Linked DNA regions of Homo sapiens: region 1 is linked to region 2. A link is a loop called in an ENCODE intact Hi-C map of the cell type or tissue named here. Cell type or tissue: PC-9. All regions are shown on one strand. Each heading gives the region's core, and the rest is flanking DNA. Links, peaks and the distances in the headings are about the cores only. Region 1 holds the start of LOC105370238 (a long non-coding RNA gene). Region 2 has its middle 220 kb from the start of LINC01052.

Region 1 (16,150 bases), core at 4,475-12,474, 1.2 Mb before region 2:
GCTAAGGACCCCACCCTGATGACCACATCTAATCCTACTTACCTCCCAAAGGCCCCACCTTCAAATATCATCAACATATGTATTTGGGCATTACATTGCCAACACATGAAATTTGAGGGACGTATTCAAACCATAGCATCCCTATTTTTTAAGTGTGGGTTATAGCCCATGAGCTGGCTGTGAAATCAATTAGTTATGTCATGATAACCTTGTCTATTAATAAAAATAAAACAAAATAGAAAAATTCATCAGAGCTTATCAAATATAGTAAGGTTAAAAATTTTGTCATGAGATTTTTAGTTATACCTGTGTGTATGTTAATATTTTTATACTCTAAGTTACTTTAAATTTTTTATTTTTTTATTTTATTGGCTTTTGTTTGTTTGTTTTTGAGACAGGGTCTCACTCCTGCAACCAGGCTGAGTGCAGTGCGATCTCAGCTCACTGCAGCCTCAACTTCCTGGGATCAAGTGACCCTCCCACCTCAGCCTCCTGAGTAGCTGGGACCACAGGTGTGCACCACGACGCCTGGCTAATGTTTGTATTTGTTTTAGAGACAGGGTCTCACCATGTTGCCAAGGCTAGTCTTCAACTCCTGGGCTCAAGTGATCCACCCACCTCAGCCTACCCAAGTGCTAAGATTATAGGCATGAGCAACCGTGCCTGGCCTAAATTTTTTAAAAAGTATCATGTTAGTGTACTTACAGCTTTCCCTGAGTACTTATGGAGCATTTGACATTTCCCCATAACTAGGAATCCTACTTCCTCCAATTTCTATTTTTCTTAAGGCTGCCAGAAATAATGCTCTGAAAAATGAGTCTTTATATTTTTCCAGTTTGTTGAGAGTTGTTATTGTGAGGGTGGTCTACTTTATCAATAAAAACAAAATGTAAAATCCTTTTAAACCCTCAAATAAATGTGTCGTATAGGACTTCTTCATAAATTACATTGAACCTATTTCTCTTGGAAGTCTATGCTCCAGTCACACTGATTTGCACATGATTTCTTAAATGTCATGTACTCTTAGACAACTTAAAGATATTTTCCCTCCCAATTGTTTTCTTAGGTTTGTCTCTCAATATGCAGCTCAAATATCTCCTACTCAGGGGTGTCTCAACTAATTTAATGGGTAATTATTGGATTTCTCCTCATTCATCTCACAACATTTTGTTCTTGTTGTGTTGTTTGTGTTTTTGTCTATTTAAAATAAACAGTAACATTAATAATTATGAACTAATATTATTAGTGTATTTCATTCCATTAAAATATTGTGTGCCTCAAATTTGATTGTCAACAATGACTTTATTACTTTTGATCTAGAAAATGACATTATATTAATGACAGCATGTTGTATTTTTCTCTCCTAAGTCAAATAATTTTAACAAACAGATTACTTGGGGAAGTGAATCACTAAAAACCAATAGCACACATTAATCATGTGATTGATATATCAATGAAATATTATAGAAATATGGGCACTCTGACACAGCCATACCATCCAGAATTCAGTATTCTCAAAAGGCCCACTTAACTCATCTACTTTGGCAATCTTTCAATTCCCTTCCTTAAATTCAATTGAGTAATAGTTATTTGATTCCCTGTAATATTTTATTTTTTCTACATTTTGTTTTCAGAATTAACATCACTTGAAAACATACATTGCCTTGCTCTTCTTAATTTGCCCTATTTGTATATAGCAGGCATGTCTGTGCATATAGATTTTTGGTTTTTGTTTGTTTTGTTCTGCTTTTCATTTCAGAAACAGTTAAAACAAGTTTCGTGTCACTTCCATGTTTAAGAGATAAACAGGATTTTTAAAACTAAGTTACAGCAATAATGGAGTAAAGTAGATACTTTGTTCTCATCCTTCATGAATAAGAAAACCTGAATTAAAGTGCTCCTGAGCCTTTGGACAGCAGTACACTCTTATCTGAGAAGAGGTAAGATGGAAAATCAAACTCCGATAAAATACATGTCTTCTTTTGTTTGACATGAAATATTTAAATACCTATACTTTACGAGAGGAGCTGAGAAATACTTTTCTCACTGAGTTGCACATAGCATCTATATTATTCTGTTTGGAACCTTGGCGGTGCCCAGATTGTAAAAGTCATCAACTCAGAATCATAAAATTCAAAAGACATTTCTTGAACTTGTCTGAAGAATCATGATCAAAGGAAAAATGTGTTTCTTAGCTGGTATAATATGAATAATAAATAAAATTTACATTGCAACAATGAAGGGGAGGCTAAAATTAACACAAGTTTACCTACATAACAAACCTGTACATGTACCCCTGAATTTAAAATTTCAATAAAATTAAAAATAAATAAAAATAAATAAATGTAAATTTATAATAATACATTTTATTGTTTTAAACTTTAAAAAGGTATATATTATAGTATTTGTTTTACTAATAAAAATATTCATAGTCTAACATGCCATTTTTATCAGTTTATATATTTACTGGAGGTGTGTATTCACTTCCAATCTCAGTGTAGCAATCTAAATATTTTAGAAAGTTTTGAATTTCTCAATTTTATCATTTCATGGGCATTTTTAAGGAAAATAATCTTTGTACCAATTGCAGAGTATAGTGTAGAAAATGCAAAATATATAACGCGTAATAATTCTATTCATAGAACTCAAAATATGGTTGGAAATAACAGCATTTCAAAATGCAACAATTAGGTGAGGATAGAAACTAAACCAAAAATCCATAAAGTAGATTATCGTATAGAAGAGTGTAAAAATTTGAATTATTGATAGATATTTTAAGGTAATAATATTGAAAAAGCTTCCAAAAATGATTTAGATTCGAATAAGTGGACATAAATGTAAAGTGCACATGTAATGTAAATATTCAAATGACATTAAGACATTCGATAGTTTAAAATTGTAGAGTATCGATACAAAAAGCAACAGATTAACAGATGACAATTTATTAAAATGACTTAAGTTATTGTATACAATAATTTAACAATATACATACAATGTTACAGGAAAATAAGTAATTAGGACCAAATGTGTTTTTCCTAAGATTTGTTCAGTTGAGAGAGAAATCATTGTGGGTGTCACATGAAGGCTGGGGGTATCTTAATAGTATTGTAATTGAGTCAATTATGACTTAAATAGATATAGCATGATTTGAGATTATTCCATGCAAAGAAAAGAACATACTTCAAATAAATCGAATCATGGTTTACTTACAGGCAGTGACTAGCTTGGATTTATTCATGAATTACGATTATTTTTCAATAAATATTAAAAGACAAAATTGAAAATACTGAATAGAGGCAGATTGTTGACAAATGCAAATGCCTATAAGATAAAATATAGTGACTCATGTTATTCATTGCAGTTTATTATCATTAGTCCTCAAATGTACAACTTTGCAATGTCAATACATGCTCATACATATTGTGTCATTTAGTTGCCAAAATAATTCTTTGTACAAAGTAAGCCTTAAAGAAATTGCATTATTTGCAAGTCAAGTCATACAGTTAGTAAGCGGAGGACCCAAGACCCCAATGCAAGTATGTTTAGAGCCAAATCCAATGTATTAATGAAGATACTTTGAGTACAAATAACAGAAATCTGAATTTAACATGGCTTAAACAATAACAAAACCCATTAACTTTATAAGAGGAAGTTCTGAAGTGTCACAAGATACAGAGTTGATTGTTTCATTACCACACTGATTTAATCCAGGTATTTTTTTCATCTGTCTTGTTGTCTATTATTGGCCTTGAATTCAGCCTCAGAATGTTAGTATTTCTAGACATCACATGAAAACCTGATGATGTTCAGAAGAGATGATGCTCAAAACATAAGTAAATAAATGAATAAATAAACTTACAAAATGGGAATAAAAATACAAAGAAGAAAGTTTGTTAATGTAAAGACATTAAATTTATGAGAGCAGTTTTTTTGTTACATACACATACACAGGCACACATACATTTGCATGCACCTTTGTCTTGTTACTGTAGTTCAGCAATTTGTGAATTTTATTTATTGACTTTGTTTTTCCAAAGAGACTGTATTCAAGATTGAGTATAAAATTAAATTCTATAGAAGCACTGTATAACCTAAACAATGAGTAGATCTGTAGAATTACCAAATTTTGTCAGTATACTAATTACTGGATCATACAAGTGAGGGCATTGTATTGCTTTTTGTCAAAATCAGTTGAAAGACATGGTAGATACATTGGGATCTTAGCAATAAATTATAAAGATCAAAACAAAATGGAGGTTTGCCTAAACTGATTCCTGAAGTCAGGACACATGATATTTCACATTTTGCTTCATAAAAGTTCATCACTTTAATAAATCATCATATTATTTTTATTACAGTATGTAAGGTATTTTTAGCTTTTGTTTCTGATATAGCCAGTACAGAACCACCCCCCTGCCCCAAACACACACATACACTTACACACACCAACACTTTCCAAGTAGAGTTACATATCTCTATGTCAAGCAATAATTATTTTCTCATTTCTGGTATTGTTCTAGTTTAACTTACCCCCATGGAAATTCTTATGGAGTTTCTAAATTTTTGATGTTGATTAATCAGTAAAGTGAGAAGTTCTACTTAAAACCCACCATGAACCAAGTAACCCAGTCTAGGTGATATCTCAACTTCATTTGATCAGTTGACAGGTGTTTGGGTAACAGAATTCCGTAAGAGTTCTTTCTCAGAATAGAAGACTATCTTAGATAAACTATTTTAATACCTTGGGGTAGCTTTTTTTAGTTGGGTACATTTTTATTAGAGAAACTATCTTGAAAGAAAGATCTACTGATTTTCATGCAGAGGTGAAAATGTATTAATTGTGATTGAAATTCAACAGAAGTATTAGCTTTATATCTCTGGGCTTTAGTTCTCAAAGGACTTTCCTACCAATAAGTACTTTCCCATTCTCTCTGACAGGCAAAATTTCTCTTGTCCTTCAAGACTCCAATGTAATTATTATTTTAAAAAAATAAGAAATTGCTCTTTCCATGTAATAGTCTATCCAATAAATATTTTATATTCAAGTGTTTCCCTCATCTGTGAAAACTATCTCAGAACTTCATATAGAGTATTCCTCTCCCTGTGAAAAATCATAGTTGTTAGTGTTCATTTTCACAATACACCATAATGCTCTTTCAATTATTAGAGTACTTATCATAGAACAATCTTTGAAACCTAAGCAAGTAAATTGTATCTATTGCACAGAAGATGCTAAATACTGAATAAATGAAAGTAACTCTATTAATTAGAATAAAAGCAATTTCTGAGAGGTTGAGTAATAGTTAAAAATATTATAAGATTATCATTACAGGACACAAGTCTTCTGTCATTTTAATTATTGCTCCATACTCTGAAGAAGCAATTGCAAATGTGTACTAGAATATGTCTCTGTGTATGTGAACACATAACTTACATTTCATAGTATTTTTTTTGGATTGTTCTTGAAATTACCATTAACATTGATTAGCGATTATCTGCATTAAGAGGAGACATGAAGGATTCTTCTGTTTGGGTGCACCTTATGCTCAGATAGAGGACTTAAATAAAGTCAAATTTCAACCATTGTGGGTGTAACATGTTTAAAAGAATATTTTCAAAAAGCTTGTCTGAAATTTGCAAAAATAACAATTCATAGAGAGCATGATATAACCATTATGATCATTTTTTGTGTAGTTTATGCTGCCTAAGGAAATTGTGTCCAAAATTGCTCTTTCGTCAGGCATTACATTTTAGGAGAAAATAAAGTTATCTAGATTTGAGGCTGCTTAAACGTGGAATGTAAGTACACAAAATTGGAATAGAAGTGAAAATATATACAATAAAATAAATCCAGTCATTGTTTTATATTTATTAAAGCTTTGGGTAAGTTTAATAAATATTTGTCCGAGGTAAGTATCAGAACTTAAGATATTTTATTGTGGTCAGCTGTGAATACTCATTGACTTTATTACAGCCTATATTCTTTGAAGACCTATGATTATAATAGAAAGATATTTTAACATCTTCTTAGAAAATGTTATATATGCTATCTATATAGAATTTGCTTATTTCTCCAGTCATTTAAATCTAATTCATTAAAAGTTGAATTACTGTTGTATGAAAAGGTTTTAAAATGGATCGATTAAGATAGCTGCATTATAAGGATAGAATTTCAGTAAAGCCCAGTAAATTGAACTATCTTTAACTGTGATTTTTTTAAAAGTAATTCATTGAAATAATCACTTATATACACACAGAGGAAATGTTGATTGATTTATAAATTAATAGTATATCAGAAAGATTTGGGTTTTAAAAAAGCATCAATTATTTTTAATTATTTAATATTTTAAAATTTATTATATAATGCTGATAAAATTGGCACAGAGTCTCACTTGTTTCACGTAATTATTATAGTAGTGGGTAGAAAAATTGTGAGAATATACTCAAATACAAAATGCTCTGTGGGCATCTGGTTCAGAAAATAGCCATTTTATTAAAATCATAGCATTGGAAAGAAGTGGGAATGAAAAGATGTCCTTTTAATAATAATCAATTTAGTGAAAACATTGTGAAAATTTGTACACAACTAAGTCACAGTATTTTAACATTTACTAAATTTTTTTAAAATAATAAATCCCCTTCTCATAAAACTTTCTGAAACCAGTTCTTCCTTCTGACTTCCTTTTTCTATTTATTTCATCCAGTGAATAAAATGGAGTCTTGGAGTCATTTTTACCCTTTTGCTTCTATTATCCTATTTCCCTTTACTTCTTACATCTCAGGGATTTCCAAGGAGCTTTGAAAACAGCAATGTAGAACATGGTAGGTTGGATGAAAAGGCAGCCTGGAAATATGCAGGAAGTGAATATTTAACGCCTCTGTACACTGAGACTAATTAGTTACAAGAAATATAAGAAAGCCCAGCCAGTTGTACAGCATGCAGTGCTCAGACAGTGCAGTGGCAGGATGTATCTGGCAGTCCAGATGGGTTCCAGCAGGCAGTGCATTCCAGCAGGCAGCCTCAGAGCAGAGAGTACTCAAAGATCCAAACCAGGACAAGGGCTTAGAGACAATAGGCATCAAAAGAGACAGGCGGCAGGTGTCAAGCCCCGTTTCAGCAGTGAAACAAAAGCAAAAGCCCAGAACCTAATAGAACTAATGACATTAATCGCAGTACCCATGATGCTCAGATACTCAGTTCTGATGTTGTTGTTGCTCTGAGCTACTTGACTTAATGCAGAATTGCTCAGGTGTCCATTTTAGAGACCTTAGCTTTTCTCTATAGATGAGACCTGAATCATACCCCGTTTTTTTGAAAAGATATTCAGGGTCTTTTTACACTGTTCTTCCATGTCTTCTGTTGAGAACTGTCAGTTCTGCTATTGTTGAATGTGTCTTAACAAAAATAAAAATTTCCAATGTATTCTTCTCCTATATTAATAATATCTTCAGTGACTATTCTACTTGTACCCCTTTCTTCTTCAATCCAAACTAGGTAATGTTGCCTGATTAATCTGCTGGACAAAGTAAATTCAGTAAATTCAGTGGCTCAGACTTGTGTACCAAATTAGATGTGAATGTTTCTTTATAACGTTCAAAGTTCTTTAAAATAGAAACTCAATTTACTGCTCAAGCCTCATATCTTATTATTCTAGTATCATGTCTTACTCAGCTTTTACATGTAAATTTGCTTCACTTATTCTGAAGAATTAGTATTTACTGAGTTTTTAAATATAGGTTTTCTAAATTTATTTTGATTTTCTTCTTTCTGCTAAAAATACAATCATAAACTTTAAAACTGCTTTCTTCCAATAAAAGTTTAATCTCTCCATAAATGGTCACCTGCTAAGCCAAGTTCTCCGTGTGTCCTTTCATTATCTCCTGATTCCAATAGAAATTTACTTTTTGAGCAGGGTTGGTATGGGGGTGAGATTGTGAACTACTTACAGATTTTTCTCACATTTGCCTAAAAACAGTATGGGCTGCTAACATAGGCAGAGCAGTTAGGGAGTAATGAGGGTGGGGGAAGAAGAGAAAAACAGAACACATTCAATCTATACAACTTCTACTTAACAAAAATTGCTGAAATTTCATTAATAACGCAGAGATTCAGGTCAGCCAATGTGACCTGCAACAAAAATTCTTATGGACAGGTTTTGCTATGCTTGTTTGAAAACAAATGTATATTACATACATACATACATACATATATTCACATAGTCATCGGATTGGAGCTGCCTGCTTTGAATTTCTACAGCTCTGGGCTGCATTTGTTTCTATAATGACATCTGTAGTCAGATTTCTCAAGTTCAGTTCCTTGCCCAGAACTACTTGTTTATTTAATTTCAAATTTATACTCACACTGCTTTATACTTAGATTTCCATATGTTGTGCCATTCTGTCACTGAGTACAGTATGTGGAGTACAAGGTGTCATATATTTATCTCATTTCCATAATTTTTCTTATACTTTATTAGTCTGGATACCCATAGTTTGGGGTTTCATGTAATTAAAACTGCAATAATTCTGGTAAATTAGGGAACATGATTTAGAACTCTCAAAAAGTACATCCACTTCTAACTTTTACAAAAGTTATGCATTTCAAAGTAAAGATTTTTCATAAGAGTTATGATATCTCAATAGGGCAATTTTAATTAGTTAATGTTTAATTGACATTGAATTAATTAGTTAATGTTTAATTGCCACTGGAAAAAAAATGTATTCTGAAGATAACATTCTCTCCTTCTCTAGGAGGTCCAAGACATAAATTATAATGCATTAATATGTGGATTTTAGTCAGTGTCAAAGTATAGGGAAAATGGAAGCAAACATTAAAATGCACAGAATAAAAGTTAACATCACTAAGGTTAACTGTCATTAATATAACATTTTGGTTTCATGGTGTTCTTCATTACTGTAGTTGTGCCATGCTGTGTGCTTTGAGTATTTTAATTTTTAATATATGTCAACATCGCTTCTGACCTCAGGTTTAAATTTCAATTCAAAGCTCTATGATGCAAATACCTTCAAGAACTTCCCAAACATAAATTCAGAAAGAAACTCCCTTTTAGTTTGAATGTAAACAAATGTTTTCAGGGAAAAATGTTGATGCTATAAATATGATTATTCTTTTATAAAAATACACAAACTGTTTCATCACAAACAGGCAAAAGTATATTAAAATAACAAAAGCTAACTAGGGTTGATCAACAAAGAAAAAATTGTTTTTACAAGTCGAATCTACATTTCTACAAGTTAAAATCCACCAGGAGGCTTTTAATCCAAGGAATAATTTTTTTAATTTAAATCCATAGAAATGTTTGTCAAATTAGACAGTTTTAAACATTTATTTATAGTGCTTTTTAACAGTCTTTATTTCCTAATTGTGAATAATAATGTTGGTGAATTGCTACAATTCATTTGAATCTGTCTTTCTTGCATTATACAAGAAAAACTCACCAATTTTTAAATTTAAATTTAATTTTTTTCTTACCTAGCAAATTACCAGAGGAAAAAAGGTTGATTTGAGATAAGAGATTGCTTTCACAATAAAAATATAATCAGAACGCAAATCCCTGAGTCTGAAGTTGTAAAATGATGTGTGCATGATGGGCAAAAGAGACCTGGGAGAAATTGAAGGTTTCTAACAGCAATGCCTGACCTCAGTGGAGTGCTTTTTCACCTGCAAAGTGACACTCGCTTAATCCTCACTGTAGGAAAATTTCAGGGCACGTATCCTTCTCTGTTAACAATAGGGGATAATTTAGATCAAAAGCTTTCAAGTGTTCTACCTAAAGTCAGGGAGTGATTAAGGCATGGAATAAAAACAAAAACCAAGTTTCTAAAATTGCAAGACTGATACTATTTTCATTGCACAAAACATTTTCAACCCTGCATCTCTCCTTAAAAATGTGATAGAAGTAACTTCTTTCTAAATTTATTTCAGAGGTTTTAAGGGTATAAATAATTTCTGAGAATAAAAGAAATAGCTTTATAATTCAAATTTATTTTAGACATATTATTTACCCTTTAATTTACCTTTTAATTGGAGGTTTACATTATTTCTTTAGGACAAAGAAAAATCTTTATCCTTTCTTGCAAACTTTGGTTGATTTGTCTTTACTTTGATCACGGCATAATGGAAATGTATAATATTAGAATGTTTTTGTGACTGATAGACTGTGGAAATTCCTTTTTTATGCCTCAGTAGGTTTTAATTTCACTATTTCAATTTCCCAAATTGTATTTAGTTTAGAAATACACCATATTGCTTACTGTTCCAGCCCTCTATTAGTTTTTTCAGTGTTGTAACATTGATTGTTTTCTCAGATCTCATTTAGCTAGTTTCACCCTTGAAAAAGGAAATGCAGTTTCTGTCAATGCTATCTTAGGGTTATCAAAGGGCTAAAAATTTCAGATAAATATCACAGTTTTAGGCAATATTTTTAAAAATAATAAAGCAATGTGATAGTCTCATGATGGTTTTTATTATCCAAAATTATATTTTTACTTATATGTACCTTCCTATGTTCTGCTAAACATAGAGAATGCTGTTTTGTTGTGTTTAAATTGATATTTAGTGACATCTTAACCAGTCTTGGGGTGCAGGAATGGAATTGCCTTAGAAGGCTTCCAGTTATTCATGCTGAACTTCAAAAGATAAGTGGATATTAGGCAGTGGAGGGCAGTGGATATTACATGCAGAGAAGCCAGTTGAACAAAAACACACACATGGAACTTACAATGAGTCTTGGGCTTTAAAGATCTCCAAAAATATGTAAACGTTAAAGAAACACATTACATGTTTGTGCCTCAGTTTCCTCACCTATAAAAAGGTAGTAGTGACAGTACCTAAGATGATTGCCACGAAGGGTAAATAAGCTGTTACATGTAAACTGCTTAGAACAATGATGGGTACATAATAAATACTAAATAATTTTTAGCTATTATGCTGTCAGATCATCTGTATACAGTTATTGTTACATGATCATATATGCATTCCTGGAATATATTATGTGAAATCACATGCCAAAAATAATACAGCAGATAGGAAAAATGGGATTAGTGTTGAACAATTCAATACATTTAGACTTAGTAACCAAAATAATATCAATGCCAATAATAGCACAGTTAAAATCTCCACTGGTATTTGTACATAGCATTCTAATCAGTGGACTGTTGCAATCTTGAATCCCAGAGCTCTTGCTTATTTCTTTAAGCATGCATTTGTTTCTTATAAAAAACAGTTCCAATAAAATTAAAAATCTATTTTTAAACTTAACTCTAGATACATGTACAGGAAAACAAATCACTCTTAGATACAGCAGATAATTTAATATAGCAGAAACTGAAACTGATCTTGTAAGTCACCAAATTACATTTAAAAAAAACCCACAATTTTGCAGGATTTTCATCTTTTTTTAAAGGCCTGTATGTATTTGTAAGGTTTTTGTTTTAATTGTGGGAAAAAGCTACCCCTGAACACTGCAAAATACTAAAGAGCTATAAAAATTACATATGAATGAATATAAATTATAAATGAAACATCTAATATTTCATTTTGTGTCAACAGTGAGTTAACGTACATTAAAGAACCATACGTTGTAGAAGAATATACTTTATTTCCAAACCTAGACGTGTACTATCAATAGAGTTTTTTTCTTAAATATTGGAAGTATTTATATTTCTTTCTCCTACTCACTCTTCAGCCCTGTTGAGTCCAAATACAGGCTCAATCTTGCTGTAGTGACAGATGACCTCCATGGCCCTACATCCATGGGAAGGAATTCAGTCCTACTTTTAAGGTTTGTAGCAGCATTAAATACTGCTTACCTCTCCCTGCTTTTTGAAGCATGGTCTTTTCTTGACGTGTATGACACAGTATTGATTTATTTTACTTCTGCATGACTAATAGATTCTTCTTCATTTTCTGTAAAATATCATGCTACTTTATAAGTCTCTCAAATGTTGGAGTTCTTGGAGGATGTTCTCCTGCTCACACCTTAGTCTTTCCATAAGCTATTTCATACAAACTCTGATCATCAACTATACAAAGTTTTCTCAAAAATGGTATGTGTGTTTTCCAGATTTATGCCATGAAAAAATAGACAATTTAACCTCCAATTTTTCCTTAAGCCCTTTAATAATGGGTCACTATACCCCGTTCAGCTTTACAACATTCCCTCTCCCTTGTCTCATTCCACACTGGCCGCCATCATATTTTTGATGCCCATTCCCTCCAGTCAAAAGGTGTTTCTACATGCTGTTCTCCCTCCTGGGAATGTTCTTTCTTCCTCCATTCACTTAACTCTTACTCACAGTTCTGATGTTAATTCAAGTATCATTTCCTCAAGGAAATTAGTTTTACTTCAACTTTTTGAATGAGTGACCCCACAATTATAGGTTATTATAACTCCTGATCGTTGCATATGTGTAGTACCGTATTTGTTTTTGTGTTTATTTGATTCTTTGGCCTCTTTTATAAGACTCTATGTTTTGGCTGGGTGCGTTGGCTCACGCCGGTAATCCCAGCATTTTGGGAGGCCGAGGCGGGCAGATCACCTGAGGTGGGGAGTTTGAGACCAGCCAGATCAACATGGAGAAACCCTGTCTCTACTAAAAATATAAAATTAGCCGGGTGTGGTGATGCATGCCTGTAATCCCAGCTACTCGGAATGCTGAGGCAGGAGAATCACTTGAAACCGGGAGGTGGACATTGTAGTGAGCTGAGATCATGCCATTGTGCTCCAGCCTGGGCAACAAGAGCGAAACTCCATCTCGAAAGACAGAAAAGAAAAGAAAAGGAATCTATGTTTGATTCACTTAGGCGGTGTACCTGTACCTAGCATGTTCCAGATTCACTATGCTTAGCCTTATCTACTAATGAATCCTCAGTAAATATTTACAGAATTAGTCAACTAATAAATATCAGGTTAAAGAACTGTTCTGGCCTTCATGGTTCTGTAAAGTGTTTGCACAATCTCCTCTAAAATACTATTAAAGCAATGTAAGATTAGGTACATTGTCTCAGTAAAGTTTCTGACTTGGAAAGGAAATTAGAATGATTGGGCACTGGGAAGATGATTGGAGGAAGAGGATTGTCTGCATTGAGAGAATGTGGATAAGTCTTGGGGCTTTTTGTTGTTGATTTTAATTAATTTTCTGAGTCTAAGGAATATTTGAGACACATTTCCTTCTTTGGTGGACTCTCTATCTCCCATCACTCTTTCATTACGAGAAATTACTCTTCAGTGATCACCCAGACCATAGAATGTTCTATTGACAAAGGGAATCTGACCTGAACAATAATGGGGAAGCTGTAGCATTGAATTACTTCCTTTAGAATATTTATGAACCTCTATAAATCTATATACAGTGTTCCCAGTGGGCTTTTTTCATGATGGAGGTACATGATGAAGGAGGCTGGTGAGACTTTGACGACTGCTGATAAAAGAGAATTTAAAGAGGGTATAATTTTAGGATATTTCCATCTATAAACTTAGAAAATGTAAGAATGCCTTCTTTCTATGTAAGAAGAGTTGAGTTGGTATTCCTTCTCGTATATCAAAAGAAGAGCTTGCCAAGGTAACGGGATTAAGAATATAGGGTCTGGATTCAGATGTTCTGATTGAAAAACCAGTTATAGCCTTAAAAATTTTTAAACTTTTAAAGAGGTTTACAAACAATTCAAATGAGATGCCTCACATTCTATTCTATTTTATTCTACTTTCCCATCCTATTCTTTTTATTTTTTAACTTTATTTTAGGTTCAGGGGTACACATGCAGGTTGGCTATATAGGCAAATTGAGTGCTGTGGGTGTTTGATGTACAAATTATTTCACCACCCAGGTAATAAGCATGGTACCCAATAGGTAGTTTTTCGGCCCTCACCCTCCTCCCACCCTCCGCCCTCAAGTAGGCACCAGTGTCTGTTATTCACTTCTTTGTGTCCATGTGTACTCAATGTTTAGTTTCCACTTTTAAGTGAGAGCGTGTGGTATGTAGTTTTCTGTTCCTCCTTTAGTTTGCTTAGGATAATGAAAACAGCCTGAATGTCAATCAATAGTAGACTGAATAAAGAAAATGTAGTATATATACACCATGGAATACTATGCAGCCCTATACAGAATGAGATCACGTCTTTTGCAGCAACATGGATGGACCTGGTGGCCCATCCTATACTATACTAAAGATTTATCATCCCATAATCTATTTTCTTTTCTTTTGCAAAGCATTTGTTACCTCAGCTTTCTTAAAAAAATTATTTCAAAAATGTCTTGCTGACTTCAAAGCTTTAAAGAATAGATATGTGTAAGAAAGGTGCAAATTCATAAATTAATGAATAAATAATATTAAATTGGAGACAAATTTTAAAATATTAATTAAATTTTATAACACTTTCATGTTTTTATATTCTAAAATTAGCTTGATCTAATCAATGACAAGCGGACTTTAATTGGCATTTTTAGTATTACATAAACTTAGTGTATTTACAAAATTTTCTCATGATTAACAAATTTGAGATAATAAATTGCTTGTTTATCTCTTTCATACACTCATTAAAACACAAATGTTTTAGTATATAATCATTATTTTAGAATCACAATTACATATGACATCTATTCAACTAAATGTATGTAAATAAAAAATAAACAGTTGTCATTTTCAATGTATTGTAACAAACCAATGACTATATATTCAACACTTAATGACAAAATATATATTCAAATAATTTAATTATAAGGTTAAAATTTTTAAATCAAATCTTTGATTTTTAAACAAATTTGAGCTGTAAAATATTTTTAACTTTATAATTGCATTGAACTTTAATTCAGAAAACAAAATCTTAACAAAACAATTTAAATAAGTTCTTAAGGTAAAAAGTTCTCAAATAGGTTTTTAAAATTGGTTTGTTGAGATAAAATTTGCATATCATACAATTACTTGCAATTCCCATAGCATATTACTTAAACTATACAATACAATGTTTTTAAACATTACATTGATTATAAAGTCAGTGGTTTTTCATATATTCATAAAGTTGCAAAATCTTCCCCACAATAAATTTTAAAATATTTTTATTATCTGAAAAAGAAACCTTATACCCATTAGCTGTCACTTCCCATCCTAACCCCTCTTTTTCAAATCTTGACAACCACTAATGTACCTACTGTTTCTGTAGATTTCTAGACATTTCATATAAATGAAATCATTCAATACTTGCTCTTTTGTTACTGATTGCTTTCCCTCTTTGAGGTGTTTTCAAGGTTCTTACACTTTGTAGCATGTATCAATACCTAATTTATTTTTACTGGTGAATAATATTTCATTATATAGAAATACAACATTTTGTTTATTCATTCATTAGTTTATATACTTTTGAGTTGTTTTCACTTTTTGGCCATTGTGAATAATACTGCTATGAATTTCATGTATAAATTTATACAAATATATATATTACAAAGTTTCCAGTTGCATTCTGATATGGACAAAAACAGGGAAATACTGGATGGAAGAGGGCAGTTACCTGGAAAAGGCCCCATCACCAAGCCTGGAAACCTGCGGCCCTAAATGAAAATAGGCATTCCTATTTTTGCCCCCAGATGTAGCCTTTTGCGCCCCCCACCCTCCATCCTATACACATATAAACCCCAAACCCCAGGCGCCATGAGCAGAGACGAGTTGAGGAGCAGACTAACAGAAGGGCAGAGGAGCAGAAGGGTGGTGTAGCAGAGAAGGTGAGAAGAAAAGGAACCTCTGAATATTGAGAGGAGTTCGGCTAGGGAGGGTCAGAGAGGAGATCAGCCATGGGACAACTGAACTCCAGGTGAAGATCATCTTCCCGCTGCATCCTCTTTCCATTTCCCCATCCATCCCATTGAGAGCCACTTCCATCACCCAATAAAATCCCACATTCACCATCCTTCAAGTCCGTATGTGACCTGATTCTTCCTGGACACCAGACAAGAACCCGGGTACCAAGAGGGCACTGAGCTGGTTAACACTTAAGCTGCTTGTGGATGGCAGAGCTAAAAGAGCACTGTAGCAAGCCTGCTGGGGCTTGAAGAGTCACAGGCACACACCCCTAGACGTCAACGTGGGGCCAGAGCCCAGAACTACTCGTCCCCACTCCCGCCCCTGTCCATCTGT
Region 2 (16,150 bases), core at 5,097-13,096:
CCATATCTATGTTCAGTAGTACAATGAGAAAAATTGAGAAGTAATTAACATAACTAGAGATGGATATAACGACTATTGAAAGTATTAGCCTTCTTATTATTGGAAGAAGGTGAAGCTATCTACACCTGAAAGAGGAATAGCTATTTCTTGTTGGGTTTGAAGAATGCTATCTATGTCTGTTGAGTAGCCAGTGGGTTAGATCATGCTAGTTATTTATTTCGTGTCTCTTTGCTCCAAATCTACCATTTTTGCCATGCTCTGTAATACTGAAAGTGGACCCATAAAATTTTTTCTTTGTTAGCCTTTGTTAATAGGGAGTTTTGAAATGCCACTGTAAGCCTTACTACTAAGAAACTATTCTCCTCTGCACTCCTGACTTCTTTCTTTTCCTCTATCCTTAACTAATATGCTTTAAGGAAGAAGATGATTAGAGTTGGAGCCAAAGACTCAGTGTCCACAGCAAAGACTGAAAATCATACACACCTGTTTGCATATACTGAGTAGCTCTGGAGAGAAGCAGAAATAAAATATCTATGCCTCTGTTAGAGTCAGGCACTGAAGGAAATAATGTATACAGTGGTCCATTTTCAAGACAAAGTGCCTTGAATTGGCTTAGGTCAGCAAACTACAGAAAAAACAGGATGTACTAGGCCCCTGAATGGATAACTGATGCCTCCTTTTGGGTCTCCCCCTCCCCACCCTACCCCCACCACACCTGAACGAAACAAGTTTAGTATAAGATAAAAGTTTCAAGCCTGCAAAATAGCTCATTTTGTCTGTTCTTATCAGCCTGCCCAGCTTCTTAGGTCATAAGTCACTTGAAAAGTCATACCACTTGAAAAGCCCCTGAGCTAACTAGGATTGCAATGCATTGTGGGCTGCAACAAAATGCAGCAAGAAAACCCTAAAGAGAACACCTAAAGCCCCTACCCAACAATCAATAAGCGACATCTGGAAAGATTGTGACCCCATAGTACTCAGCCTATGAGGAACCGGGAAACGGATCTGCACACTAGGGGATAAATTGCTTGTTGAAACTATGCTGGGTGTGCCTACTCATCAGACACCTGATCTTGCAAGACCATCATTAAAAGTCTCACTTTCACTGTTTTCTGGGCCCCTGAGTCCATTCTTTGGGTTTGGACAAGTGAGTTTGTTTCTCACATGCACCAAAGTCAAAATCCTGCCTTGTACCATGGGGCAGAGGTGTATGAATTCAATGGATGGGTTTTGGGCAAATTCACAGTGGAGGATGGAGCCTATCATGGTCTTGTGTTGGAGGCCCTTTATACCACACAAATCTACTACTGTTGCTTCTACATTTGAGTGCATAATAAAATTCAATGAGTTATATATTTGTACCCAAAGTGTCAGAGATTATTTTCTTGATAATGAATTGCTGAATGTAGAAAAGTGTTAGGGAGACAAACTCTCTTGGAATCCCTTTCCACCACCTTTGTTAAATAAGGATGTAGCATTAGTATCTCTACCTCTGCTGTCCGAAGATCTCACTTATAGATGATGACCTACTAATTGCCAAGTCAGAAGCCTCAGTTTCATCAACCCTGATTAGTTTGTTATCAAACCTCTGCCAGCAGAGGTAGGTTATAGTTTCTGACAAAAATTCAGGGGCCTGTTCACCAAATAAATTTTCTTTGGATTATGTGGGAAGCCTTACAATGCTCTATTCCTCTGGCAGTCAAGGAAAAACTGCCATCCCCTCAACTCCCCACAGGTAAAAAGGGAGGCCCAGAACCATATGGAACTCAAGTATTGAAGACACTAAGTGCATCACTTGGGCATCCTTGGATTTTTTTGGATATTTGTTAATTCACAAATCAGTATTTATTGAGTGGGGTCCAAATCAACAGGTTTCACTGGAAAATATCCAGAAAGCTGTGGAGTCTAATGTTGGGGACATGCAACCCTGATGACACCTTGAGTTATAAGCCTGTGTGATTAATGATTTTGCTGATTGGATCCTCTGGCAAAGGAAGATATACTCCACCTAAGGTGGTTCTTTGGGTTTTAGACCTTTCATTTCTCTAGCATGATTACCATGTAAACTGTGTTTTATAAATAGCTATGAGCTTGCTACTGGGCGCTTGTAAAAAAAAAAAAAATGTCTGACTCCCCGAGAACTTGTGACTCTTTAATCTGTTAATTTGGGGTAAGCCAACTCAGGCTCTATGACTAACAAAGTGGGAAGGTCCCAACAAACCTCACTTGTCAAATGTAAATGGATATTTAAAAATGCAGCTTTCCTGGGCCCCGCTCCATCACCACTTGATATAAAAAAGTGGCAGCTAGTTCTTTGTGGGAACTGAAATCCTCATTCTACTCTCTGGAGAAAAATCTCCCAGCTAAATGGGGTCCACTATTCATAAAAGTTCCCCTAAATGCTTCAACCTGATCCACTGATGTTTCAGCTAAACTGAAACTCAACGGTGATCCCTGAGCTGGTGACACTTTTTAACCTCAGTGCCATTCATGAAGAACTGAATGGAGATTTTCTTTTTCTCCGTTCAATGAGCAGGATTTAAGACTAATTTTTTTTCATAGCACTGCCCAATACACTCCTTGATGAATTTTGTTATACTTGTACTAACCTATGGAATATTGCTAATGGCCTAGCTCTTTGGTCTTTTGCTTCAGAAACTGTAGGTTGGCATGTTAAATGCATTTCACTTTGGGGCCTATGAACTGTGGAAGGAAATCACAACTCCTGATTGTACTCTCTGGGTCACTCATATAGAAGCTAGCAGTGAGAGCCCATTCTCTGATTATACCCACTAGAATCAATCTGCTTATAGGGCCTGCACTGGTTTATTGCCCCCATCTACCTGCAACCATTTTTGTACCAGATGAGCAATACATCACCATTACAGATTAGGCACAAATTAAAGTACTACATGTTTGTTATGAAGAGGTGATCAGTACATGTCAAACTCGTAGCTTCTGCTGAATTTGAGTTGTTCATCTCTTAATAAGGAGGCCCCATAACATGGGGTATGAGCTGTGCTCCTTCACGGAAGATTGACTGCCTAAAACTTTGACTCCCTCTTGAGGCTGTCAGTGGTGTTACACCAATATTTTGAAACTTCAAGTTAGTGTTCTTTTTCCATTCTGATAAGTTAACTCCACCTTTATGGCCTTAATACTAAACTGTGTTATGTTTTTGATCTCCATTACCATTTCCAAACTGCCAATGGTGTGCCTTTTAACTCATAAGCACTCAAAATTATCAAAAGACTTGATGTTTTTTTCACAGGCTGCATCATTCACAATTATTTAAATTTGCTAAGCATTAGAGCAGCCTTCTCAAAAATTGACTCAAAAACATTTCTGACTCTAACTCCCTAATTTCCTCCAGGGACCTTAGTAATGCAGTTTGACCAACACATGCAACTATTACTAGAAATGGGTCTTAACCTATTTGCTACTTTCTGGTTAATCATCAGGATAAAAACTGTAAGTGGTTTCATATAGAAAATTTCATCAGAAAATTAGGTTTTCTGACCTGCTATTTCCAGGCACAATTCTTCTCCACCTCACCCTCTTCTAACATAAATTTCATGCTGGCCTGAGTTTTCAAACTTAATTCAAATTTAATCACATGGATTGCTTTTTTGAATGGGGATGATCTAGGATCATAAGGATAATGACCACTTGTTGAATATTCTGGTCACTAAGTATCCCTACTCCAGGCCAAAGGGGGAACATAATTAGTCTTTATAAGTTTTATAAGAATGCCTTTGTTTCTCTCACACCTAAACAAAAGTTTTATGTGGGAGTATTAAAATATTGTCACCTCCATTTTTCTTTAACCTTAGGAAGTATTCTTTCAGAAACAGAAAAGGATGGCCCCGGCTCCTGTACCTTCCACGTCAAATGCCTGACAATACCTCTGGATGCCCTTTCCACTGTTACTCTCATAGCCTTTTCTCAACCATTTCATGTGATGAATAAATGGCATTGGGCTGTCGATATGGGCAAATTCTGCAGATTGGGATAACTACCCTTAGGCATTTTTTCTAAAAACAAGAACTACTCTCAATTATTTAACTGAGTTGAGAGACCCAAGATCTGCCATCCATCTGGAAGGTCATATTGTAGGCATTGTCACCATGTTCCTCTTGGCAGTTGTAGGTACAACTTGGAAGGCCCTAACAATTGTAAACAATATTTTCTTTTTATGGACACCATGTGCTTCTGTGACTTTGCTTCTTACCTAGAATTAACCTTGAGGATTAATTCCGAGGATTAATTCACTTCCTTCCTAAAACCATGGTGACATGTACCTTAATTAAAGGTGGCCACAAAAAACTTGCAAATATTTGAGGAAGCACAACAAGTAAATCAGCAGGATGATGAGTAGGATAATTTCCCCATAATTAGGCTAAAGTTAGTTCCTTGATGAATTTCCCTTTGGGAAGTTATCCTGCTGCTTGGAGTCCTACAGATGATAGCCATAATTAAATTCTGTATGAGACAATTGGAACAAAATTTGTCCCAGCCTCTGTTGGTCAGATAAATTAAAATGTCCTAGAGCATTTTACACATGACAATTCAACTAAAGCCAAAATCATGTAGGGACGAGGAGCGAATATTTGTAGGAGACTCTTCAGTCTTTTGCAATTCTGTATGTCTAGTGAACAAAGGCCCTGATGATCTCTTGTTTTGGACTGTCTTCTCTAGTGTGTTTGTGTACTGGACAGTGTTGGAAAATAGACATTGTATTTTATTCAGAACAAATGACAGGTTTCTTACTGTCTCTTATGAAATACTCATTTTTCATGCTCAGGGTTTCTCTTCTGTAATGTAACAAAAGGCATACACAGGTATCTTGCTACAATGATTAGCATTATCCCTCTGGGACTTGGCATCAAGCATAACTGAGGCAAATATGCTGATGTTCTTGCTCCTTTTTATGCCATTAGTAATAATGTCATTTATCTCTTACTTGGTAGTCTCACCTCTTCAATCCATGATATTGTGGAAAACTAGTATGTTAGCTTGCAAAGGAGGATAAAAGTCAGGCCCTTCACAGTTCTTTATACTTTTCCCTATCTTGCTGTATTTTATATTCTCCTTTATAATAATTTAAGACACTATATTTTGCTCCTTTAATCTTATGTATTACCCTAAAATTAATTTAAGTAGGGATTTTCATCTGTTTGATTGACTTCTGTATTCTTAGTTCTTAGAAAAGAATCTGGCATACAGTAGGTAATGTATAAATATATATTTGGTGAATGGGTGACTTCTCTATACAACAAATAAATAATAAATGTTATTCTCAATAATAAGTAGAATATATATTTAAAAATAGCTAACCACCAGGACACAGTAACCTGACCTACATGCAAATAAACTCAAAATAGAAAGATAAATATAATCTAAAAATCATCATTTAATTAAAATTGAAATAAAATGGCCAAAAATAAGAGTATAGAATAATCACAACAATTATTTTAAAACATTTAGATATAAATTTTAGTGAAGTACTGTGTATCAAAACCTGTTAGATAAACCAAACTTAAATTAGAATTAGACTCCAGCTTGTTTTAAAATATATAAATATATAAATAAGCCTGACAATATTAGAAGTAGAAAAGCACATCAGAAGTCTAGTAAAAGAACATGATAAATTCAAAGATAGTAGCTCCTCCATATTTTAAAAATCTCCACAACAAAGTCTTAATGGGACTACTTGAGATTTTCCAGCAGTGTATATGTCCCCAAAAGGAAGTTTGATTAATTTTTTTCTGGGAAAATTAGCAAATCCACATGGCTATGAAAAATAAGCCACTATGTCCTAAGCAGTGTTTCTCAGTAAAATAATGAGGATTTGGTTTTCTTGGATCTGCATTCATAATCGAGAAACAGAAATTTTTTGCCCAATTATTTAGATGAAGCACCAGAAGTGTTAATTTTTAACCTTCTTAAAATTCACCAACATCAAATTCACACTGTGTTTCCTAAGAAGTCAAGAATGGCTAAATATTGAAATATCCATTAATAAAATCTACTATTTTAACTGAATAAACATAAAATATAGAAAGATAAAAGTCAAGGTCAAACAACTTTTACTAAAGTATACTTGATAAATAAATAAATGAACCTCAGAAAACCAAGAATAGAAAAAAAAAATTAGCCAGGAGTGGTGGCACACACCTGTAGTCCCAGAGATACTCAGGAGGCTGAGGCAGGGGAATTGCTTGAATATGGGAGGCAGAGATTGCAGTGAGCCGAGATCGCCCTACTGCACTCCAACCTAGGTTACAGAGCAAAACCCCGTCTGAAAAAAAAAAAAAAGAAAAATTGCTATATCCCAATCATTTTACATTATACTGGAAGCCATAGCTAATTCCATAAGGTAAGCCAAGAGAAATGAGAATCACAAGTATTAAAAAAAAGAAATAAAAATATCATTTACAGAAAATATTATTGTCTATAGTATATCAAAAGTATTTAAAAATAATTTTTATGGCTAGAGAATAAGCATAAAAAAGTAAAAACTGAATCATAAAATTGCAGTAACTAATTGGAAATTACAATAAAATAAATATTCCATCAACCGTAACCATAACCATAACCATAAGATATATGTAAAAACAATTTATAAAATATTGATGGAGAAATGAAAAATATTACTTTAAAGATAACCTAGCCAAATAATGAGATTTCCAATGTTAATGGATGATAAAATTCAAAATTATAAAGAGATTAATGTATTTTAAAAATCTATGATATTAAAAAAAACAGTGAAAACTCCAATATTCTTCAGAACATTTAGAAACAAAAATGTATCCTAAAAGGAATAAAGGAAATAAAACCCACCAAGAAACAAGACAAATTTTATGTTAACAAATGGTGTGAATGATTCTATAATGTTATTTATAATTTGACTTCTGCTTTAAACAATATGGCAAACCACATGTTTTGAAACCCTTGGTTTATAAATACTAGTAATATTTGTATAAAGCAAATGTTGGTTAAGGCAAACATACTTTCAGTTGCATACCTAAACAAATTAGAAAGAGAGAGGGATCTACAGAGAGACCTAAAATAAAGTGATTGCTGAACCCAGAGGGTTAACAAGCTCTGTGGATATCGTTTGTGTTGTGGAGACTAGACTCTGCTTCTAATGGCTAAATGACAGAGGAGAAAATAGAGCTTCTGGTCCATGTCAAGTGAAAAGGGAAGGCTTTAAAAAAAAAAACAGTTTGGAAGACTACCATTTTAAAGAAAAGGTAAGCTTGGGGAATAAAAATCACACATTTTCAAAGACAAATTGTGAAACAACGTGGCAGTGTGTGTGTATGTGTGTGTGTGTGTGCGTGTATCAGTCTTAGAAAATCGGTATAGTGTCTGTTTTCTACACATACCCCTGAGAATTCGCAATCTTAATCCTTCCTTCATGAGGTTCTTTGTTTAGTTTTGTTTTTTCACTTGCATTTTCTTTATGATCCAGAAAGTAACTAAGTCATTGCCTATGTTGGCTGTGAGCACTTACAGGAAGGACTACCTATCTGCTTTGGAGTGATAAAATTTTTCTCAGTGGTCTGTTAAACTCTTTCATAAGGTTTTAAGGGACATCAATAAATTACTGTAAGGACAAGAAACAATAGTATTTGTAAATTATCACTGACTGCTGATTGGATTTGAGAACAATGTTAATTCTGTTTTGCAAATAATTAAAGCATTCAAGGGAACATTGACACTAACTTTAATTCTTCATTACTAATAGATTAATGAAGAACTTTAACCAAGTATAACGAAGAGAAAATGTTCAGTTTGTTGTTTGTGTTTGGTCTGTTTTGTTGAGGTTATGAATGGAAAGAGTTTCCAAGCTGAAAAGCACTTTTTCCATTGAAATAAGGACATCATGATATAGGCATCATGATATGTAAACCTATTTAATGTCACCCCTCTTCCCATCAGCTCTCTTTGCTACAGTGTTTATAAATGTGCTTACAAATTATCAAAAACTCACCCAAAAATGCATTACTTAAGGCAGCAGCATGTGAATTTGTAACCTGCTAGGGAAAATAAAAACAAACCAATGAAAGTCTTAGTTTTTCTAATAAAACTAAAATCATCATTGTACTCTTAATTATTCTTCACTGTTTACATAACTGATTTACTGTCTGAGGCAGAGAGAAAGACACACACAGAGTCTTCACTATGTTAAGGTCAGGTAATCAATTTCCTATCCCAAAAGGCAAAACTAATAGTACAGAGGATTATCGCTAAATACAAGCAGCTGCTTTCGTAAGACTGGAGCTTTTCTAGGGAATCCTGAAATAATGGAGTAGGTAGGAAACAGAATTCTATATATCTCGATCTTTGAATTTGTAAAAGCCACGCAGGTGCTTTTTAACTACAGATGAAATGAGGATTAATTTTGCTTTGATTCAAGTAATTGCTATTAAACATAAATGCATTTCAAGCAAAACATGGAGTGGTTATGGATCAAAGGATATTTCTTTTGTTCTGAATGTCATTAAGGCTTTATCTTTAACAAATTTGACTCTAATTTTATACATTGAAGAATTTCAGGAGTTTACCTGTTATAAACCATTTAATGCCAGTTTTAACTTTGAACCTCACTATCTCTAAATATCATTAAAATTCAACAGGTTATTATACCATACTTATTTAACATTGATAACAATCCATGTATTACTCTCTTTTCATAAGTTCATGCAATGCTGTACATTCTGTAGAGACTGATTATAACATAAACAATTTCTAAATTTAATTAATGCTATAGATCAGTTTCATTTTATAAGGAAACTCACATGCAATTTTATTTTTCTCTAAGGGTTCTCTTTTAAAATCTATTGATGCGATGCAACTTATTAATATTTTAAATCCTCCTTAGTTTTAATTTTAGGCATAACACATGCAGGCAAATTATATGTCTTTCCATGAAATATAAACAAATATATCAGTAATCTTGATGTTAATATTATTTTTTAACATATTTAGTCAATTAGCTTGACATCACACAATTGAATTAATATTTCTTTTGAAATACTTTCTTTTCTTAATATTCATCAGATTACATATTTCCTCTCTATCATTTCATAGCTCTAACTATTCAACCTGCTGTATCAATACTAGACAAACTCATTTCCACACTCTGTTTTATCATGTCAACTCCAGCTCTAGATAAATTTATTTACAAGTCTTTTAAACCATCTGGTATCATCTATCAAAATTATATTTTCTATTTGTAACAATCCAGATCCATATATTCAAATGCAATATTGCATTGTCCATTGTACCTGTGTTCTTAGCCACCTTAAGATTAATATCTTCAAAATTGAATGAATGACTCATCTCCCATCCTGCCGCTTCCCCATTCCAGTCCTACAACCTAGCTCCTAACAACTTAGTGAAGCAATTTAGTCTGTGTTTAGACTCCCTGTGTCTCTTCATTTCAATAAATTTTATTTCATCTAACAAGTTGGTTCTTCCTAAAAGCTAGGGGATTGATTATCTTTGAATAATCTTATCTGTCAATTTCCTCCCTACTTTGGTATTCAAAATATTACCATTTTATACATATCTAACGTCTTGGATAAATATCACATATATCCACTATTTTTCCTAGCCCCCGTCACCATCCTTGTATAGCCACCATCATTGTGCATGACCTGAAGCCTCTACATGTCTCCCTTCTTCCATTCTTAGCACCAAAGTTTGGTCCCTAAATTTTCTCTGTAGAGTGATTTTTCAATAATCATAATACTGCAACCTTTCTATGATACAAACAATTCAATAATTTTCCATACCAATTAGGCAAATTCACAAAGTCTACATGTTTCCTCTTTGCTATTTTCTATTCCTGCCTTACTTTCAAATCTAGTCTCTCTTGCTTCCACTTTTCCCTTCATTAAACTAGTTCTACTTTTTTATTCTAGTTCCTTGAACACCATAAAGTATTCATCACACCAAAGCAAGCATTCCTCCCTTTTTTTGGGATGCCCTTCTCTTTGGTTACTGGGTTACCTTTCATAGCTTTTCATTTTTCAAATATACCTAATCTGAATCTCAAATCTCAATTAGATATTTCTGTTATACTCATTAATTTTATCTTCAGTTTTTCTTCACATTAACTAATCTATTTAACTACACACTTACTATGTATGTATGTATGTATGTATGTATGTATCTAACCATCCATTCATTCATCTAGGTAGGTATTCTCTATCTGTAGTACTTTGTTTAGATTCTCCATGATCATTAAGCATTTTGAAGGGCTATCAGTGTTTTGTTTATCATTATGTTCCCAGAAATTCTTCAAATGCTCCTGCATAGTCAGTATACATTAAGTATTTGTTGAATGAGTAAAAAAAGCAATACAAGTTTGATGAATAATCAAATGAATGAGCAAACTATTTTTCTAATTTCCAGCACATTTACACTACTAATTATGCTGTGAAAGTTGAGGTGACAGCAAATATTTGATACACCTCCATATTTAATTCCAAGATATGATTACATAAGACATTAGGTTTAAACTGTAATAAAAATTACACAAAGCCATAATATCATCCTAAAAAATAAACTTTTTGTTTACCCTAAATTTGTGGACATTATCGTCTTATTTATTGCTAATAAAACTACAATATCCAACCAATTTGCATTATTTCCCAACAAATTATTAGTATCTACTGTAAATAAGTGGGAATTTTCAGCGTGCTTTTGTAAACTGAAATTTTCAGTTTTCAGCTTCACATAATTATTGAATGAACATTTTGTAACGTAACAAAATCAGAAAATATAGACAAATGAATATTTTTGAACAATTATCTGGAGTTTTAAAAATAGTTTTCATATTTTTAATGCCTTCATAGTTTGCAAAATTTATTACAAAACTAAGTGGTTACACATACTTTAAAACACTGAAAGTAGTTATGATCCCACACTCTTACAGTAAGATGCTATTATCCTATTAAACTGTAGGTTTACCCACATTTTAATACATGTTTGCTGATTTAATCATCATTGATAACAAATAAGTTCTAAGTACTCAGTAACCTATTCAAAAGTATTTACAGTGTTCGCTAAGTCAGCAGGAGACTTTGAAGATGTTTTGCCTCTCTACTTGGAGCAGCCACTTCTGCAAAAGTTGATAGCAGAGAATAATCAAATATGCATTATACAACATCAGAAATGCAAATAGCACCACTTAAGTACTCTGCTTATAACATAGGTCCCTGAAGAAAAGATGAAAAACAAATTGAAAGCCTTAATAATAAAGTATGATGGGCCATCATTTATGATTTTATCATGTTTTTCTTAACATACAAATTTGCGCTAATTTAAATCCAACAAATAACGATTGAAAAGTATCAGTACCATGGTTCCCTGGCTTCAAGGAGCTTAAACCCAGAAGTGAGCAACAGAGTTGCAGAACGGTACAGTACATGTAATATTGATTGCTCTCATTGAGATTTCAGCAGATTTTTTTAAAAGATACAGAATGGGAGAAATTATAAAATTGCTGTAAAGGCCTAGCTAATTTAGAAGAAATAGCCTTTGAATCGAATTTGAAGAATGAGTGTTGGATAAGTACAAATGTGACATAAGGCATCTTCAGAAATGCAGGACTATAGCCAAATGTCCAAAAAATTAAAAATGTAAATAGCAAGTGGTCTCATGTAGCTATATTTTGAGAATCTACAAAATGCTAGTAGACAATAAAAGAAAACAGAAAGTCTAAAGCCTGATCTTACATTTGTATTTTATATTATAAGTTTGGGGCTAGATTTTAGAGGAAATGAAAAATTACTGAATGCTTTAAAAACAGTAAAGTTATTTTCAGATTTGTGTTTTAAAGATGTAACTTTATTCAAACGTGATTGTACTGCAAGATAAAATAGGTTCATTACCACTCAATTCACTGGTTTCACTACACTCCATCACCTAGAAGCAGCTTACATGGTGAAACAGCCAAATAAAAGTTTATTTAAGGAACCTACACTTTGGAGTTTCTCTATCATGTTACGGTATATTCCTTAAACCAAAGTCTCTTTATAATGGCATCTATGCCATAGACGAAGTATATGGAAATGAAGGGAAGGAGGTGTGACTGTATTATCACACAATTACAACTATCAATTCACTGGAGGAAATTCTGCTTTGGGTTTTAAGATTTTCAGGTCCTAGTGCATGAGGGATGAATGCTTCTCTGAGAGAAGCAAATCACGTGTCTGATTAATTAGAAGCTGAGATTGTAACCTGCACATTTTGGGTTCTTCGTCCACTGAATCTGTAGCAGAGGAGAAGGTTGCTCTGTTAACTTTCTAGAAGAAATTGGCTCACTGCCTCATAATAGGGAAAATAAAATTTTTTCTATCCAGTGCAACTCCCTGAGGTGCTTTTTAGTTGTCCCTCTCCGATGATCCTAATACAACACCTTCAGAAACTCAAGACAAGACTCACAAGGACTTACATAATGCAGAAGTGAACGTTTGTTTCTCCACTAACAAAAGGACCCTGTCCAGCTGAGATGCCTGCAGAAGTTAAAGGGAACATGTAGTAGGAAGAAGCTGAACATGTTTAGAATATTAGGCTTTATGACTAAATATAAAAGAGAGGACTATGGTAGTATGCTTTACATTAATAAATTATTTCATTTTACCAACCCTTTCCCACTACCTTATATAAAGAACACTGCGTACCTAGTATTTTAGGTTTTAGGAAGAAGTATAATCAAATTAATATCACCTATGATTACATAATAGATTATGAGAGACTGTATTGGGAGTACAAGGTTTTCACCTTAATAAAGAAAAGGAGTAGATGCTGAGGGCCAAAAGGGTGGAGAATGTGGATATCATGCATTTGCCTGTCCAGAATTACTCTCCACCATGCTATACGTTGCCTCTAGATGTTGACTGTTTTGTATATATTATTTGGCTCCATTGCTTCCTTGCTTCCAGTTAGTGTAAGTCACACGTAAAGTCAAGCAGTAGATCTGAGGAAGGGAGGAGTGTACGGATGTGTTATTAATTTCTTCTGTTTATTTCCTTTAGGTTCACTTCGTGGCGGCAGAGTAAAGGCCACAGCTACTGGAAAATGACTTTCCCTAGCCTCCCCTTCCTGATTTTCATCAATCACATTATCCCCTTGCTCCTTCCAGCTTAGTGGTGGTAAGAAATCATACTCCCTTATACATCTTTCCCACTGTTGCTGGCCCTTGTGCTTTATGTCAAGGCACTTTTCCTATACTTGCCTGTAAGTTTTATGGGCTCTGTTAAGTTTGTCCAAGACTGTTCTTGCTAGCTTTTGGTTTGTTTCTTTATAAAATAATAAAATTGATTTATGTGATCTGTCAATTGAACAAGTTAGGATCGTTAGATATTAAATTTTGTCTAATTCGTTGTGCTGCCAATAGTTAGTTAAGGAACTGGCAATCTGTTAAATCTCAATATATATCAACTGGAATTGTTTTTAGCCACAAAATCTTTCTGTGTTCTTTTTCAAAAACTCAAAGTGTGACATGCAAATATGAATTTGATTCTGTGATACACTAATCAGTATTAGAAAAAAATGTAGTGTACTTGCATGTTATATTTATCACAATGTGACTGAATTTAAACTAATATTTTTATCATAAATTGTGTGGAAGAAATGTTTCATGATTTGCTGGTATTTCAAATTTGGAAACTAATATTATTAAATTGTGGAAGGTCCACAGAGAGTTATTCATTGTATTTGGTCTTTTATTTATATTATATTAATATATTAGACTTATTACCTATGTTAATTTATCAAAGAATATTAAAGAGAAACTTTAAAAGAAATTAAAACAAAATAGAAGTAAATATAATAGTTTGTAAAATCAACAAACATTATTTTTAAATAAAGCCCATCCAATGTCAGGGTTCAGTTAGTATAAATACTATCTATACTTGAGGTGTCCTAAGTTCAGTCTACTAATTAATCACTGTAACTGTTGAGTTAGTTGAGTATATTTAGAAAGAAAAAACAGAAAGACATAAAGATGCTAATATATGCCGAAATAATATTTTGAAGTACAAGTTTATTTTGCTTTTAATATGAAGTAGAGCTCTTTTTGTTGAAAAGTAAATCTCCAAATAACAATTTCTCTTCTTAATTTTAAAATTAATTCAACATTATTTCTTAGAAGTTCATCATATAATTAAAAATAAGTATTACTATGTACTCATGATAGTGTTTCATATATTTTCATAAATATGTTAATTTCTATATAAAGAAAGTATGCAACTTTAACAACACGTCTGTAATATGTCACAAATAAGACAGTGCTATTATATGTGCTTATATATACATACTCTGATATGTTTGCTCTTTTCTATCTGTGACAAAATTTTATGACATCCCTCATTATCTATTATTGAATATAGTTTGTGGGCTAGAAATGAGTAAATAATTCAACAATCCACTTGTTCCTTCTGTAAATACGCAGGAGAAACTGCCTAGTTGTCCTTTGAGCTAGACACTATCACAAGCTTATAAACACTATGTTTTCACTTTTCCCTATTATTTCCCCAATGTGTAGTGTATGAAATTGGGCTGATATCACATGAGAAATAGAATAATCTGAACTGACATAATAAAAACATACCGTGAAAATATAAATTATTCTATTATTAAGTAGGGATATAAAATATACATGAAGAAATCTTTTATTATTTGATTTCAAAATAACTTTGTGTTGGTGTATATTGTGCATTTCTTTAACATCTCAACGGGATTCTCTTTAAAACAAATTCCAAGAATGCCGTTCTGGCATATGCAACTCTGAAAGCTAATTTCCAGAACAACAGTCTTGCAAAATTCCCCTCAGAAATATCTCTGAATAAAAGCAAATGGATGGATGTATACTTTCCATGCAATCCGAGATCAAATGAATTTGCTGCCGAGAATTGAAGGAACTTGACTATTGTCATTTTTTTCTGTTCATATTATTCTGTATTGGTAAGTTTTTGCTGTCCCCTGAATGTGAGCTTCTCAGTGAAGTTTTTATAGAATTGGTTCTCTTGTTTCCCCATTATGCATATTATGTAATAGTCATAAACTTTCAGGCAAATTTTTATTTTTTATTTTTAAAATTTTCAGCGATTTAATTCAGCTTTTCATTTCTGCCATAGAGCTATAATTCATACATTCTTTTTAATTAACTGTTTGCTTATTGGCCTAGCAATAGACCCTTAGAATTTCAACAGGTTCTGCATATAGTACACCATCAATACATTTAATAAATAAATAGATGACATTATTACACGTATAGCTAATTGTCAAATAACTTGTATTACAAATTGACTTGTATCACCCATCAAAATTTTTGAGTCCTAATTCCAACACTCTGATATTTCAGAAACAACAACAAAAGCTATCTTTAAAAAATTATACAACTCACCAGAAGACCTTTTTTTTTAACAATTCAGTTTCCCCAGCATAGTTATTTTGAATTCTTTAAAAGTTTATAGTATTCTTTTAATTTTAATTCATTCTCTTTCAGATTATGGAACTTCTAAAAATAATCAAAATAGTTATCTTTTTATATGAATAAGCAATCTGTTACATTTTGTGGAGATTCACCTTTAATTTCAATGATACTAGTAAGACCTTCAAAATAAAAAATAAGTCTCAATCGAGTGGGATTATTATTAGTATTTTTTGATAAAATGGAATGCAGCACTAAGATATTTCTGTTAACCCTCCCACCTTTTTATGTCCCATGGGATTCATCCAAGTTTGAATTTAATTTTTAAACCAATAGAAAAAACATATATAGATAGACTCTAGAGAAATGAGCAAAAATAATATAGATGCACAGTAAATATGACCTTTCATTGTTTTTTATTGTGTGTATTTAAGGTATACATAATGTTTTGAAATAAATATATAAAGAGAAATGATTACTACAGTCGAGCAAATTAACACATTCATCACCTAACAGCTACATTTTATTTTCCTTTACTTTTGGTCGTAACAGCACCTAAAATCTAATCCTTTAGCAAATGCTCTACAAAACAATATTATTAACTACCGTCTCCACGCTGTACCTTAGATTTCTAGACTTATTCATCCTACAGAACTGAAAGTCTGTACCCTATTTCCCACTTCTTCCCACTTCATA

Evidence for each region. Peaks named below come from ENCODE experiments on the same cell type or tissue, not always from the same donor. Only the 100,000 strongest peaks of a DNase experiment are listed, where the experiment ranks them.
Region 1: a loop joins it to region 2, with 4 times the contacts of the local background. A loop is called at or near these places in 2 of 110 quality-filtered maps.

What each region holds. Positions count from the first base shown.
Region 1 is chr13:64,447,047-64,463,196 of GRCh38, forward strand. It overlaps LOC105370238 (a long non-coding RNA gene), which reads right to left and starts at 3,317. Exons shown (of 3, transcript XR_942028.1): 1 at 3,211-3,317. In PC-9, for the core only: no CTCF peak of the experiment used is centred there; no DNase peak of the experiment used is centred there.
Region 2 is chr13:65,635,714-65,651,863 of GRCh38, forward strand. No RefSeq gene overlaps it. Among named protein-coding and RNA genes, the nearest start is that of LINC01052, 220 kb to the right of the region's middle. RefSeq lists a silencer at 2,764-3,058. In PC-9, for the core only: no CTCF peak of the experiment used is centred there; no DNase peak of the experiment used is centred there.